2 separate regions of the Homo sapiens genome follow, and region 2 is linked to region 1. A link is a loop called in an ENCODE intact Hi-C map of the cell type or tissue named here. Cell type or tissue: PC-3. All regions are shown on one strand. Links, peaks and the distances in the headings refer to the core of each region. The heading gives the core; the rest is flanking DNA. Region 1 holds the start of LOC105369981 (a long non-coding RNA gene). Region 2 overlaps CUX2 (cut like homeobox 2).

Region 1 (8,330 bases), core at 161-8,160:
AGCCTCCCGAGTAGCTGGGATTACAGGCACGTGCCACCACACCTGGCTAATTTTGTATTTTTAGTAGAGACAGGGTTTCACCACGTTGGCCAGGCTGTTCTCAAACTCCTGACCTCAGGTGATCTGCCCACCTCAGCCTCCTAAAGTGCCAGGATTACAGACGTGAGCCACCGCGCCCAGCCTGAATTAATGTTTTATTGAGACTTGTGAATGTGTCCTGAAACAATATATAGCAGAGTATTGCCTGTTTTAAAAGTTCATATACATAATATTCTATTATTTGTGTTTTTCAGTCCCTCGTTTTTTTCACTCAGCGTGACTGTGTGAGAATCATCCATGTTGACTTATGTAGCTCTGATTCATTTATTTTTCCCACTTATAGAATTCTATTGTGTAAATACTGTACAATTTATTTATCCAGTCTACTGCTGATGGGCATTTGGTGACTACCTTTTTCCTTTTGTTTTTGGTGACAGGATCTTGCTCTGTCGTCCAGGCACAAGTGCAGTGGCATGATCACGGCTCAAGGCAGCCTCAACCTTCCAGGCTCAAGTGACCCTCCCTCCTCAGCCACCCAAGTAGCTGGGACTAGAGATGCACACTACCATGCCTAGCTAATTTTTGTATATATATATTTGGTAGAGATGGGGTTTTGTCATGTTGCCAGGCTGGTCTTGAACTCCTGGGCTCATGTGATCCACCTGCCTCAACCTTCCAGAGTGCTGGCATTACAGGCATGAGCCACCACATCTAGCCCCTCTTTTTAATAACTGTTGTGAACAATCTTTTATAAACAATCTTATATAAAGATACAAATCATTTGCGTCCTGTCCTGGTACAAGAGTCTCTGCTGGGAATATTCCTAGGAGTAGATCGCTGGAACATACAGCATGCATGTTATCTGCTTCACTGGATGTAGCTGGATTGTGTTCTAAGGTGGTTGTACTAGTTAGACCCACCTCCTGCCCCTAGAGTGTATGAGGGCTCCAGTTGTTCCACATCCTTGCCAACACTTGTTCTTACCAGGCATTAACATTTTGGCCAATCTGGTGAGTGGGATACCTCATTTTGGTTTTATTTTGAAGCTTTCCTAATTATCAGAGAGGCTGAGCAGCTTTTCCTGTACTTATTGGCCATCTGAGTTTCCTCCTCTGTGAAATGCCCATTCATGGCTGTCACATGCAGTTCTAGAAAGGGATGTTTTGGCTGAGCATGATGGGTCATGCCTGTAATTTCAGCACTTTGGGAGGCCGAGGCGGGAAGATCTCCAGAGCCCAGGAGTTGGAGGCCAGCCTGGGCAACATAGTGAGACTCTCTCTACCAAAAAAAAATTAGCTGGGTGTGGTGGCAAGCACTTGTAGTTCCAGCTGCTTGAGAGGCTGAGGTGGGAGGATGGCTTGAGTCTTGGAGGTCGAGGTTGCAGTGACCTATGATCGTGCCACTGCATTCCAGCTTGGGTGACAGAGGGACACCCTGTCTCAAAAAAAAAAAAAAAAAAAAAAGGAATCTTTTTCCAGCGCCAGTGGGGCTATGTACATCTTTATTTCTTTGTCATCGTGAGCTTGGCAAAGAAGCTGACATTCAAGACCTTCACGCAAAGGAGGAAGCAGGGAGAGGGTTAAGGAGAAGCTGGGCAAAGATCTGGGATTCTCCTCTACTTATCTCAGTGATGCCCCTTGAAGTAAGATTGGACGGCGGCTCTCACGACCCCTTAGCACTCGGGAGGACTCATCTTTCCAAAGTGATGAATCTTCATGCTGACAAAGTTGAGTCATGCAGAGAGCGTCACTCCCCTTTCACAGATGTAAAATAAGAAAAACGAGGCCTGGGAGGTGCTAGACGGCAGTGGCTTGTCCGAGGACACATGGTATCATGACTCTGGCTAGCTGTGCGTAAGACCTGCTGGGACTGCAGAACACAAAGTGGCGCAGGCCACCAGGAAGACTGGCAGGAGCACCAGGGAACCTCATTCCTGGGCCAGAGTGGGTCCCCTCAAGGCAGTTGGATGGCCTAAGGGTGGACTCAATGGGAACCCACAGCTAATTGCAAGGAGCCCATAGTCTTAGGTCAGGGGGCTACAGCAGCTGAAAGCACAAAGTCCCATGGTGCCCAGGCTGTGTGACCTCAGGGGTTCATCCAGGTTGGCAAAGCCACAGGATTGGCTCAGGAAGGGGTGCTGGGTCCAGCTTCCAGGGGGATGGCTATAGATCCATCTGCTGCAGTTACAAGTAGGACCCACAGCATAGAGACTCAGTGCGTGAGATGTTGGTTTCTTAGCCACGGACCAGTCCTCAGCAGGTGTTTCTGGGTGCCAGAGGCTTCCCCCAACCTGCCATTCAGAAACCCTGCCTCCTCCCTACCCTTAGGTCTTGCAGCCTTCTCCTGGGACCAGTGGGCTAGCCCAAAAATGTTCTTTCCATGGCAAAGGCCATGGCCCAAAAAACAAATGAAGCACACAACATTTCTTGAGACGTGGGCTCAGAACCAGCAGACCAACACTTCTGCCTCGTTCTGTGTGCCAAAGCAGCTCACATTGCCAAGTTCAAGATCAAGAGGCAGGAAAATCACCCTCACCCACAGTGGGAAGGTCATTCGAAGTCATCTGGCATTGGGCACACAGAGAGGGAAGGGGAAGAACTGGTGCCAGTGACACCATCTACCACAGGCAGGTATTATTATTCTCATTTTCTTTCTTTTTTTTTTTTCCTTGAACAAGGTCTCACTCTGTCACCCAGGCTGGAGTGCAGTGGCACAATCTCGGCTCACTGCAACCTCCATCTCCCAAGTTCAAGCGATTCTCCTGCTTCAGCCTCCTGAGTAGCTGGGATTACAAGCGCCCACCATCATGCCCGGCTAATTTTTTATATTTTTGGTAGAGATGGGGTTTCGCCATGTTGGTCAGGCTGGTCTCCAACTCCTGACCTCAAGTGATCCACCCACCTTGGCCTCCCAAAGTGCTGGGATTACAGACATGAGCCACCGCGTCCAAATTAAGCTGATGTCCAGAGAGGTTAAGCAACCGGACTTAGACGCAGCCAGGTAGTCGCAGAATCAGGATTCAAAGCCAGTAGCTCCTGCACCACCCCCTGCCACATTGAAAGTTGACCCCTCTATTGCTGGCATCATCGGGCAGTCATTTTCCATTGACTTTTAACTAAAGTGTGGGGTGCACACTTTCCCTTGCAGAATCTCTCTTTTCTAATAGCTTCTTGTCTGGGCCGCCATCTGTCCCTCTGCCCCATGGCGTTGCTTCAGCAGTGGGGCGAGGCCCCACCAGCCAGGTTTCCCCCAACCTTCACACTACTTAGCAACATCTAGCAGATGCAAGTTTTCTGACACGGGCTCCCAGGATTAGCAGATGCTCTTTCATGAGCATCATTTCCATCATGTTTATTACTTCCCTGAGATTATCTTAATTCCATAGTCCCCAGGAGACACATGATGCTTATGTGGCCATGTGGCCCCTGGAGATTGGAAGGAAGTGTAGGCCTGCTGGGGCTTCTTGTGGTGGAGGACTTGCCCTCTAAAACAGACTTCAGCTCCTAGAGAAGCTTCTAGACCTGGGGGAGGCTGGGAGGTCCAAGCAGTTATGACAGCTCGGTGGGAGTAGGAAAAGGGAGAAATCCAGAGGGCTCTGGAGTTAGCCTGTCTGGATTTTAATTCACTGTCTAGCTCCATGACCCTGGACAAGTTACTTCCCCTCTGTGCCTTCAGTGTCCTCATCTGTAAAATGGGGATAATAATAAAAGTGCTGGCTGGGTGTGGTAGCTCCTACGTGTAATCCTAGCACTTTGAGAGGCCCAGGTGGGAGGATCGCTTGAGCCAGGGAGTTTGAGACCAGCCTGGGCAACATAGTGAGACTCCATCTCTTAAAAAAAAAAAAATTAGCTGGATATGGTGGCACACATACCTATAGTCTTGGCTGCTCAGGAGGCTGAGACGGGAGGATCGCTTGAGCCCAGGAGTTCGAGGCTGCAGTGAGCTGTGATTGTACCAGTGCACTCTAGCCTAGGCAACAGAGTGAGACCTGTCTCAAAAATAGTAATAAAAGTGCCTACCTGTGGGGTCGTTATGAAGTTATATGAATTAATTCTTGGTGCTTAGATCAGTGCCTAGCACATAGTGATTAATTATAATTGATTTGAATGATGTAAGTATTATATTGGGCTCCTAAGGGTCAGCTCCACCCAGGCCTCCAAGTATCACTCATTTCCCCCAAACATCGATGCTGATCATGCAGCCTGCATTCAGGGGGCACCTGTGGTTGCCAGGCTCTTCGCATGCATTGTCTTATTGTCACAACACTAGGAGGTCCCCATTAACCAGACTGGGAAACTGAGGTTCATAAAGGTGGAGTGATGGCCAGGTGGAGTGGCTCATGCCTGAATCCAGCACTTTGAAAGGCTCAGCGGGGAGGATGGCTTGAGGCCAGGAGTTGGAGAGAGGTAAAGCAACTTGCCCAAGGTCACAACTACAAAGTGGCAGAGGTAGGATTCAAATCAGAGTTCAAACCTGGTTGCTGTGATTCCAGACCTGCTTCTTGCAGTCCCTAAGCATTCTTGTGTTTGGTTTGGGAGGAAGGAGGAGGGAAACAGACTTCGCTTCCACGATGTTGATGGTTTCTTCCAACCACCCTTTTGGGGGTTTTGACCCACTTTACAGCTGAAGAAACAGGTTCAGGCAGGTGGAGTGACTCACCCAGGGTCACACACCAAGGAAGAGGCACAGCTGGGGTTTGCATCCTCATTTGGGCTTGGGTCTGACTTCAGACTCGTCCTAGGCTCTGTCCTGAGATACATAGCAATTGCTTTGCGTTCTGGTGTTATCTCCTTCCTCTGAATATCTGTTTGAGAACTTTACACCCATTTTACAGCTCGGTGGATGGGGCCTGGGAGAAGCCAGCGAGTGACAGAGCAGCGACTCAAACCCCTGCCTCTGGATCTGATCCTCTTTTTTGTCTTGGGCAAGGAAATTGCTGCTTGGGGAAAGGAAAAGATAGGAGGAGAGAAGGAAGCTTTAAGTGGGTAGGGGTGCCCCCAAGTCTAGCTTTGGGCTCCCTCAGTTATCACCAGTCAGGTTGGGGGCTGCCCAGAGCCCTCATTCAGGTCCCAAGGGCGCCCAGGCTTGGCGTATACACCGAGTGTCCACCAGGTGGGGCTTTTGCCAAAGGCCAGGCTCCGGGAAGCCCCAGGAGAGGCCAGGCTGCCCCACCCAGGGAAGGGAAGGTACAACTGGACATACCCTCCTGCCTGTATCTTGGCAGGATACTCACTCGTGTGCACACGCAAGCTGTGCAAACGTGTGTGTGAGCACACAGCCATGTCTCAGAAAACCTGTTTCTGGCTCGTGTGCAAATGTGCATGAAAAGATGTGCATGGGACATGCAGGTGTGTGTGCATGTGTGTGTTCATTTATGTGCAAACATGAATACATGTGAGCAGTGCAGAATAGGTGAGTGCAGGTGTGAGCAAGTGTAGACAGGAGCATGTGCAGATGTCTATCTGTGCATCTGTGTGTGCACATATGTGCAAATATGTACATATGTGAGTGTGTGCAGAAAAGGGTGTGGGCACATGGGTGGCAGATTAGACCCTGACCTTGGGTGCTGAGGTTCATTTTAGAGTCTCTTTCTTAGGCTCCAAAAATGGAGGCAAGGGGATGGAACCAATGACCTCTTGAGGTCCCCAATGCCTGGTACATTTGCCAGAGACCCTGATGGATGCCAAGGACTTGGAGCAAGAAGAGTCATGGCACAAGGGGCTGGATGTGCTTCCCGGGTCAGGGAGTGTGGCAGCGGGGCTGGTTGTGCTTCGTGGGTCAAGGAGTGTGGCAAGAGGGGCTGGATGTGTTTCCTGGGTCAGGCAGCGTGGCAAGAGGGGCTGGATGTGCTTCCTGGGTTAGGGAGTGACTGAATGGGGGGATTTTGCTCCCCCAGATGCTGAATTCTTTAGTACTCAGAGGTTTCTGCAGTGTGAGGGATGGAGACTCACCCTTCAGAGAAGAGCTTTGAACCTTCCTCCTGGATGCTCAGAGCTCTGGGGAATGTGGCCCGAATCTGTGGCCGCAAGAGGGGATTGGCTCTGACTTCCAGGCCTGACTCAGCCCCTCACCAGCTGTGCAGTAAATGTAAGGTCCCACGAAGGAGTTAGAGGTAGTCGAGAAAGGGAAGGGGTGGCATTAAAAGTCAAGAACTGGAGCCTTGGCATCAAAGAGAACAGGCTTTGACCCCTGCCTTTGTTGCTCACAGGCTGGGTGACCTCGGACAAGTCACTCACCCTCTCTGATCCCCCATTTCCTCAGCTATTAAAGGGAGGAAACAGCCACGCTTACCTCCAAATGCTGTCAGGGAAGGAAATTAGATGACGGGGAGAGCGAGCCCAGCCCCATGAGGCCAAGTGGATCAGTTTTTGGTTTGCGGAAGCCAAGAGCTGAGAATCCAGAAGTTCCAAGGGGATTGAGGGAGTGGAAAGGCAGGGACTGGCTGCCAGGGCAGCAGACATGTTCCTTCTCCCCTCCCACTTGTGCCCCCCCCAACACCTGCCCCCGTTGGCTCCAATTTGTCTGAATGGCATCTTTATCCCTGCTTCTCTCCTGCCCTGAGCACTGGCAGCAGAAGCTTAAACAGGGCAGGAAGGGAGGGTGGGAGGAGGAGAAGAGCAGGCTTTTGTAGCAGGGCTGCCAAAGGGTGCACGTTTTCCTGACCAGCTTCTAAATTGTGCTCAGCCATCGTCCTGCTGAGTGAACTCAGGTGGGCTATTCCACCTCTCTGAGCCTCAGTTTACTTATCTGTAAAATGGACACAGGCATGCTCAATGTGAGATTTGGGGAGAATGCTGGGGATGGCCTCAGTGCATAGTAGGCACCATTATGACAACAATGATGACGATGACAATGATGATGATCGTGGAGAGGGACAGAGAAAATGTAAGCATCCACATATCCCTGGCTTACCAAAGGAATAAAAGAATTCTTTCTTTCTTTTTTTGCTTGGCTCCAGGCCCATGTTTTGCTGATGAGACTAAATGTGAGAACCTCCGATTTGAAGAAGAGGGAGGAGAAATGTGAGCCCAAGGAGGAAGAAGAACAAAGGAAGAGGGAGAAGAGGAGAAGGAGCTGGAGAATTGGAGAGTGAGCGATGAGAGAGAGAAGACGAATGAGCTGTTTGTAGGGAGAGAAATTAAAAATAGAGCCTGGAGAGGCTGCTTTAATGACGGGGACTTAGGGGAGAGAAAGAAGCAAAGAGGATCTGAAGGCGGTAAGCCCTCCATGCCTTGCCCTTAAGAAAACCTGTAGCAATAGTCTGCAGTCTTCATTGAGGCTTTGGGGGCCCCGATTGTGGAGTTTTGTTTGGGTGGGTGAAGGGGTGTGCTGGAGGGCTCAGTTCTTCGCAGAGTACAGACAAGGCTGATGTTGCCTTTGGGAGCCCACAGTTCTGGATGCTGATGGAGGAATGGGCCACTGCCCAAGCCAGAAGAATGGGATCTGGGTGAGATGGAGGGTCAAATGGGTGCCCGGAATTCCACAGTGATTGTTTCTGAGGACTTCAGTCACTGTCTCACTTACGCACTGGGCTGCTAAAATAGGAAGGCAGACCTGGAAGGCAGGTGCTTGCCCTGGGGCCAGCTTCTCAGAGGCTCGCACGTTGTGTGCCCAAGGAAGAGCTGTACAGAGCAGGGGCCTCTAGAACATTTGACCTTTGGTGAGCAAGTGTCTCTAAACCTCCTGGAAGCTGCCAGCTGTCAAGTGGCATTTCATTCCGGGGGTACTCAAAGAAAATTCAGTCCTTGTTCTGGCCACAATCCAGTTCGGGAAAGAATCCTGGGCTATTACATGACCAGAGCTATTAGGATGCTTTAAAACAGACAGACAGACAGGCAGACAAACATAGTATAGTGAAGTCAGATTAATCACAATATGATCCTTCCATTCCAATGTTCTGTGCTGTTGGAAAAAAGGAACTAGTTGAATTTCTTCAAATTCATGGTGTGCCGACATCTCCACCTGGGGTTGATCTTGGTGTATGGTGTGAGGTAGAGATCTAATTGTATTTTTCCCATATGGGTAGCCAGCTGGTCCAGCATCATACTGAAAATGAAATCTATCCTTTCCCCACTAGTTTATTATGCCAGCTCTGCCATCTACTCATGTATTGGTTCTAAATTTGTATGAGTCTGTTTCTGGGCTTTTGATTTTGTCCCCTGGGTCAATGTGTCTTACTTGCTCTCTGTTATTACAGCTTTATAAGAAGTCTTCTTCTCTTATAGGAATGATTCTCCTATCTTGTTACTCCTCAAACTTGCCTCGGCTGTTCTTGACCCTTGCATCTTTGT
Region 2 (8,330 bases), core at 226-8,225, 130 kb after region 1:
AAGGTTTAAGAAAGACTCAAGGCCGGTGCGATGGCTCACACCTGTAACCCCAGCACTTTGGGAGACTGAGGCGGGCAGATCACCTGAGGTCAGGAGTTCGAGACCAGCCTAGCCAACATGGGGAAACCCCATCTTTACAAAAATACAAAAATTAGCTGGGCATGGTAGCACATGCCTGTAGTTCCAGCTACCTCAGGAGGCTGAGGCAGGAGAATCACTTGAACCCGAGAGGTGGAGGTTGCAATGAGCCAAGATCATGCCTCTGCACTCCAGCCTGGGCGACAGAGCAAGACTCTGTCTCAAAAAAAATAAATAAATAAAATAAATAAATAAAAAGAAAGGCTCAAAACCTCACAGCCCTGGCTGGTAGTGCAGGCAATAGACCTGGGCGAGGTGACCAGACCCTGGGACCTCAGCTCTCAGGGCAAACTGGAGCGCCTATGGCTCATCTAAAGGGACAGTAGCCCCACAGCTCCAGCAAGCACCACCATTGGCCTTGTGTTGGCAGAGTTTTAAATTTCACATGAGAGGCTGGGCCTTGGGGTTTCTATGCAAAATCACCCATTTTTAAAGGAAAATTAAAACATATACACGATGCAGGCCAAACTAAATATGACTGTGTGCATATTCTGCCCGAGGGCCACCTGTTTGCAATGTCTGTTATTGGGCCTGATTCTGCTGTGAAAGCAAAAACCATTTGCTCTTGGGGCCTGAAAAATAGACGCATGTTAGAGGCAGTAGAACTCGCAACGCCTTGGCAGGCAGGGGTGCGGTGCTGCGGGAGCCTTGGATGTGCGTGGGGGACGGGGGAAGGAGGTGTTAGCTTCCCATCTGGCAGTCAGGGACTGGGGACAAGCCGCTCTAGATGGGGCCTGTGAGGCCACTTGCTGCATCTCCAGAAACATAAAGAAGGCACCTTCTGGGAAACAGAACCAAAGAGAGAAGGGACAGTGTGGCTTTGGGCTTGTAAATGGGAGATGCAGGAAAGGCGAGGTGTGATTTCTGCTGGTCAGGAACCCCGCAAAACAGTGGTGGAGATGGGGTGGTTATAGCTGGAGCAAACCTTTCTTTTTGGCTTTTTCTTCTCTGAATCCCGAAAGCCACCCGAGGTTCAGGGATATTCTCACTGGGGAAGGCCCCTGGATTCTAGTTTTAGAGGCATCTCTGGCTTCCATCCTTCCAAACCGCAATGTATGAAAGCTATTGGGCGCCTGCTGAATGCGTGGCATTCTTCCTGGCATTCATTCATTTATTCACTTATTTATTCATTCAATAAGCGTATTATGATAAGCCAGGCACTGTTCTAGGTGCTGGGGATATAGTGGCGACCAAGACAGATTTACAGTCATGCATCACTTGACAACCGGGATACATTCTGAGAAATGCGTTGTTAGTCAGTTTCATTGCTGTTGAACATCATGGAGTGTTCTTACACAAACCTAGACAGTAGAGCCTGCTACACACCTGGACTGTTGCTCCTAGACCACAAACCTGAACATCATGCAACTGCACTGAACACCCTAGGCACTTGTAACTTGTGGTAAGGATTTGAGTATCTAAACATCCCTAAACATAGAAAAGGTACAATGAAAATATGATACTAGAGTCTTATACAATGGAACCACCATTGTATATCCATCCATCACTGAGCAAAATGTCATTATGTGGTACATGACTATACCTGCCCTCTTGGAGCCTCTATTCTACTGGAGACAGACCATAAGCAAACATATAGTTAAGAACACAAATTGGCATCACTTACTACTGATGGCCTCACCCCAGGAATGTATCTCAGTATATTCGTTTGCTAGGTCTGCCATGACCAAGTGCCACACCTGGGTAGCTTACACAACAAGGATTTGTTTTCTCATGATTCCGGAGACCAGCAGTCCAAAATCAAGATGTTGGTCGGCAGCGGCGGTTTCTTCTAAAGCCTCTCTCCTTGGCTTGTAGATGACCACCTTCACGTTCATTTCTTCTGTGTTTCTGGGCCCCAAGTTCCCCCTTTTTACAAAGACACCAACGATACTGGATTGAGGACCACACTAATGAGCTCATCTTAGCTTTTTTACCTCGTTAAAAGACCCTGTCTCCAAATAAGGTCACATCCTGAGTTCTGGAGGTTAGGACTTCACCCATATGGATTTGTGGCAACACAGTTCAGCTCTTAGCACCCCACAGAGAAAGCCAGCCTGTGTGATTGCAGCAGGCTCGCTGGGGCTCTCGGTGAAGGGGACAAGAAAGCAGCACCACATGTAGTGTCACTGGAATGTTCTTTCTGTTAAGTCCCATGAATGATGCAAAAGTCAGATGTGCCTGACGTGTGCATCCCTCCTGGAGCGAGACTTCAGATCCGAGTTCACATGTTTGCGGCAATCTGATTGTCATGCAGTCCACCAGGCAGGAGCCCAGGCCACAGGGCTCCTCCCTCAGCCTGGCGCCACGATGTAATCAGAGCCTTCTTTTCCTCCTCACTCTCGAGGAAGGCCAGCCGGGCCACCTTTTTGATCATCGTAACCTTGACGTGGAAGAATAATTTATCCATGCCCCCAGACAAGGAAATTGCAAAATATTATTTATGAAGGCAAGTCGGCACGTCATAATTCTGGCCCTGCATTTCTGGATGTGTCTGGCCAAGACGGGGAGATGCAGTTGATGTTTGATAATAAAATGGGACCTCGTGCCTGGGAGATGGAGCTGTGCGGGAATCAGAGAGGCAACGGTCTTGCAAGAGAGACTCCAGGGAAGGACTGTTCCAGAAACTGACCTGAATTGTTCTTCTGTGGACTCCCGGGTCAGAAGTGGTAGGACAAAAGTCTCCATGAAAAAGCAGGGAAGCCAGAATGGGTGGGATGTTGGACATCTGTTTGGGGAGGCCAGAGATGTGAGGACCTTCCTTTGGGGATGACAGCCTTGCTTTGGGGCACTTGGGCAGTTGTGTAGCACAGCGGTTGTGAGTCCTGGCTCTGTCACTGCTGCTGTGGTAGGTGCTATGGGGCAAGTCAGGCAATACTTCCAAATCTCAATTTGTTCATCTGTATGATGGGAATAAGAACATATCTACCTTAAGGATTGCCTCCAGGTTAACACGCGATAATACAGGTAAGACATAATTGTCAGTGGGCCTGACTTCAATTAAGTTGAGTGATTAAAGATGCAGCTCTGGAGCTGACAACCTGGCCTGGCATCCCAGCTCTGTTCCTTACTGGCTGTGTGACCTTGAGCAAGTCACTTCACCTCTCTGAGCCTCCATTTTCCTCATCTGTCAAATGGGTACAAAAAGGGTCTCTAGTTCATACAGTAGTCTTGAGGGTTGAATGAATGAATGGAAAAAAAGAGTTTAAAACAGTGCTTGTCTCATAGTAAACGTTCAGCAAATGTTGGCCATTAATATTACTTCCTGGGCCATGATTCTTAGTGCTCTTTCTTTGAAAAGCTTTACTTGGATTTACAAGCACCTTGTCCCATTGCTGATGCCATCAAACAACATGCTTAGTTTAAAAATCCAAACAGACTTGCACTCCCAATGAAAATTGCAAAATTTTGCAAAATTTTCATTGGGAAAATTCCTCTGAGCATTGGAAAGCTTCTCCCAGGGTGATGAGGTTTCTCCCATATGTTCCCAGGGAAACCACCCTAGCCTCTGTCCACTGCAGAGGGAATGGCAGACCCGGACAGCTCTGACTGCCCGATTCACTAAACCGCACACACCAACTCCTGAAAACGCCACCACACGCTCTCAGGCACCAGCCGGAAAGTTCAGCCTGGCAAGTGTTTTGCAACCTCTCAGCATTTTGTGGTTCTACCGAATTAGCGTTTGGTATTGAATTAGTATTCATTTTCTCTAATATGATATAAAAGTATAATCACATTAGTGACTTTTATAGCACATTAGATTGTACATTTGGAACACATCCCTGCCTGAAACAGCTTAAAAAATAAAAAAAAAAAATAAAAATAAAAACCAGCCAACAATAATAACAAGCAAACCCGCTCACAAGCCCTGGCTTTTCCAGCTGGACTGCAGCAACCTGGATAGAAAATTCTTGCTTTCTGCCTCCTGGTCCCTACAGAGAAAGAATTTTCATTCCACCGCCCTGATTTGTGAAGCATTGAGTTTAAGACTTTAATAGTCGTTCCAAATGAATGTTTCTTTAATCCCGGGGCAGAAACGTAGGCTGTGATTGAGATGTAATTAATAGCACTAATTACTCTTCCCTTGCTCTGTATCCTTTCCCTCCTGCCCTCATCCCTGCTTCCCAAGAAACCTGATGGAAGCACCAGGAATGTTCCCCTTTTGCTCTAAGATGTTCCCCTTTTCTTCCTGCCCTCATCCCTGTTCCCCAGGAAACCAGTTAGCAGGCTCAGAGACTATCCCCATTCTAAACTCCTTATTTCGGAATATTTTCTCTGTCTCCCAGTGGTTCCTCCAGGGCTTTCCAGAATGTTTGATTTTCTAGAACCTGTTTTTCAGCCATCCTGGTGACTCAGCCAGTCATGAAGGTGATGCTCTAAAGAAGCAGCAGTCCATCACCTGACCCCTAGCGTCTTTCTCTGCAGTGACAGCCTCACTGATGCACTGGTCCAAACATGGGAAAGACTCCTGAAGGTCCCTGCCACCAGATGCCCAAAGCTGAGGAACCCCATTCAGCAGCCTGGTGAGCCCAAAGCACAACCTTAGCAAACCATTTTCCACTACAAAAAGTAAACAAAGCCGAGTGCGGTGGCTCACGCCTGTAATCCCAGCACTTTGGGAGGCTGAGGCAGGTGGATCACTTGAGATCAGGAGTTCCAGACCAGCCTGACCAAAATGGTGAGACCCCATCTCTACTAAAAATACAAAATTAGCCAGGAGTGGTGGCGCATGCCTGTAATCCCTGTAATCCCAGCTACTTGGGAAGCTGAGGCAGGAGAATTGCTTGAATCCAGGAGACGGAGACTGCAGTGAGCCAAGATTGTGCCACTGCACTCCAGCCTGGGCAATAAGAGCAAAACTTCTCTCAAAAAAAAAAAAAAAAAAAAAAAACAGAAACAGAAACAAAAAACAGGAGTAAAACACTTTGTACATATTATGAAAGAAAATAAGCTGATCAAGGGGGCTACACTGATTTTTTTGCACACTGCTTCATTCCCAAATAGTCAGAGATGGGTAGAATCGCCCAGTATCAGAACAGACTTTGAGGGAGGCTGCATTTTGCATGCTAACCCTGAGAATTCACTGGCAGCTTCCTGGAGCTCTGCGTTGACAAGGATTCTTAGACTGCATTCTAGATCAGCAAAAGAGAGCCTCATTCAATCTATAAACATTTTGGAGCACTTACTATGTGCCAGGCACTAGTTGGGAGAGGCTGGTAATAGATACTAAAAGACCAGCTCATGCAAAACTCAAGCACAGGATAGAGTTGGCATCTTATTCTGAATGCATTGAGAAGCTATGGGAGGATTTTCCTTGGGGAAGTGCTAGGATCTGGTTTATGTTTCAAAGATTACAGCTTTAAAAAAAAAATCACTCTAGGTTGTGTATAGAGAATCAATGGAAAGGAGGAAGGAAGAGATGCCAAAAGGCCAGGTTCAAGGTTATTGCAGGTGAGGATGGGTGATGGATAAGAATTTATTTGATTTGGGCTTTACATGAAAAGTCCAGTTGACCAAATTCATCGATGGTTTGGATTGCAGCATAGGAGTTGGTGATCCATTAGTAATGTCTACCATGGACACGGGAGGTGGCAGTGAGCATGCACATGCTACATATTTGTTATCTCTGCCTCATAAGTCATTCTTAGGTTGATGAGAGGGAGTGGGGAAGATGAAGAATCACTTAGGGATAGTAGTGTATAGCTTTAGCAACAGCTACAGATATTCCAGGAGATGTATTTGAAGAGGAATGTTCACTGGCCATTCCTGCAGACATTAAGCAAAGACATGGATTAGCACAACATCCATGAGACCACATGAATGCCATGTTGTCTCCACCTGAAATTGTTTAGGAATCAGTAAAGCAACTGGGACCCTCAGAAGATGTAAAAATTAAACCAAATCCCTGGAGAGATGTGCAAAGGACCAATGTGATTCCACAGAGACGCAATCAGGAAGGTTCAAAGAAAAGAGGCAAGGCAGGAGGCCAACGATGGAACGGATAATAGAAAAACAGTTTTCAATTATGTCAGGTGAAAACGGAGGATCAGGGATAGTCCCCTTCCCCCTCTCTTCCTCACCTCACAAACAGGAAGGACCTGGTAAGGATGGGTGGGGTGTGGAGAGCAAATAGCAAATGACCTACTGGAAGCACCTTTGATTTTTTGTTGTTGTTTTCTGTCAATCCCCATCTTTTAAGAAGAATGAGCTCAAGTGCGGTGGCTCATGCCTATAATCCCAGCACTTTGGGAGGCCAAAGTGGGAGGATCTCTTGAAGCCAGGAGTTTGAGGTCAGCCTGGGCAACAAAGTGAGACCCAGTCTCTACCAAAAAAAAAAAAGAATTAATTTTTATTAAAAAAAAAAAAAAAAGCTCAGCCATGATCAGACACTTGGAGAAAGTATGCCATTGTGTGAGTGGGCAGTGCAAAGATAGCCTGGGCTGGGGAAGGGAATGGGACTCTGGGGAGGAACAGCTGTTTTGAAAGCCCGGAGCATCTGCATGAAGATGGGTGACAGCAGCCTGGGGACCCTGCATGTTTTACACGATTTAAAACAAAACAAAAAAATCCTTTAGGAGAAGGGAAATGTTGTGAGATTATTATATTGAATAGGGCTATAAATGTAATTAAAACTTTCTACTTAAAGAAAAAAAAAGATACGAGGGCAGTCTGTGATTTTTGGCCCGGTCAGCCCAGCTTCCCTTCCTGGGAAGGGTCTAGAAAAAAGCTGTCAAATCATGAGCCAGTCTCTGCCCATGTACTCTTGGATGTAACAGCAGCAGTGTGGCCTTGGGAACAACACTCAGCCACAGAAAAACTTATTTCCTTCATGGACAGACAGGCTGGTCGTGAACACAGAGGGGCGCAGGAAATGGGAGCAAGGTGCTGTCCCTCAGGCCTGGGAAGGGGCTGTGTGGACCCCCATTTCTCAAGCCCAGCTGGTGTTCCGATCCCTCATCCCACTCAGACAGGTGTTGATAGTACCCACCTGAGAGCCCAACCCAGCTTCTCCTGCCAGGATTTTGTTGTTGTTGTTGTTGTTGCTGGAAACAGGGTCTTGCTCTGTTACCCAGGCTGGAATGCGGTGGCGCGATCGTAGCTCGCTGCAACCCCAGCCACCTGGGCTCAAGTCATCCCGCCTACCTCAACCTTCAAAGGTAGCTGAGATTACAGGTGTGCGCCACCATGCCCAGCTGTTTTTTTTTTTTTTCCTAGAGAGAGGGGTCTCACTACATTACCCAGACTGGTCTTGACCTCCTGACCCCAAGCAATGCTCCTGCCTTGGCCTCCCAAAGTGCTGGAATTACAGGCATGAGCTACTGAGCCCAGCCACCTGCAAGGATTTTAGAAATACTTCCCAAGGGTTCTGAAGCTGGACCAGTTTGAGAACATTTTTGGGTAGCTCATTTAAAAATATTAATTTTTTAAGGATGCATTATTTCATAAGCAACTGATCTGTAATTTTTAAAAATCAAGACATTAAAAATGATTTCAGAATAAACAATGAGTCTCCTGAACTTCCAGCCCCCTTCCGGCTATTCACATACTTCTTATTTGTTTTCTCAGGACATTTTGACCCATAGGCAAGCATGCAAGTGCAGCCCTATTTAAAAACAGAAAAGGAGGCCAGGCGCAGTGGGTCACGCCTGTAATCCCAGCACTTTGGGAGGCCAAGGCGGGTGGATCACCTGAGGTCAGGAGTTTGAGACCAGCCTGGCCAACATGGTGAAACCCCATCTCTACTAAAAATACAAAAATTAGCCAGGGAGGGTGATGCACACCTGTAATCTCAGCTTCTCTGGAGGCTGAGGCAGGAGAATCGCTTGAACCCGGGAGGCAGAGGTTTCAGTGAGCCGAGATTGTACCACTGCACTCCAGCCTGGGCGACAAAGTGAGACTATCTTAAAAACAAAACAAAACAACAACTACAAAAAAAGCAAAAGGAGTTAGGGGATGATTCCTTCTTTCCTTCAATATTCATTGAGCTCCTGCTGGGTGCTGGGCGCTGGGAATACAGCAATGAACAGAAGAATGTCTCCTGGGACAGGCAGCATAGGACGGGGCTAGGGGGACATTTGCTAAGCATGTCAACAAGTTGTGATAGAAGAATTACAAATTGTGATTCTGCAAAGAAACAGCATGCCATGGTTTGGAGGGCTATTAAATGGACCCCCTAAGGCTGAGGAATCAGACCA

The links. A loop is a pair of places that touch in the nucleus more often than their neighbours do. Peaks named below come from ENCODE experiments on the same cell type or tissue, not always from the same donor. Only the 100,000 strongest peaks of a DNase experiment are listed, where the experiment ranks them.
Region 2: it touches region 1 in a loop (13-fold over the local background); 4 of 110 quality-filtered maps call a loop at or near these places.

The regions. Positions count from the first base shown.
Region 1 is chr12:111,019,215-111,027,544 of GRCh38, forward strand. It overlaps LOC105369981 (a long non-coding RNA gene), which reads right to left and starts at 6,484. Exons shown (of 3, transcript XR_945338.2): 1 at 6,331-6,484. In PC-3, for the core only: CTCF peaks have their summits at 5,139 (motif pointing right) and 5,348; a DNase peak (open chromatin) is centred at 5,177; H3K27me3 peaks cover 2,727 bases.
Region 2 is chr12:111,151,984-111,160,313 of GRCh38, forward strand. The region is part of intron 1 of CUX2 (cut like homeobox 2); the gene reads left to right. Among named protein-coding and RNA genes, the nearest start is that of CUX2, 120 kb to the left of the region's middle. In PC-3, for the core only: a CTCF peak has its summit at 4,543; a DNase peak (open chromatin) is centred at 4,508; H3K27me3 peaks cover 5,114 bases.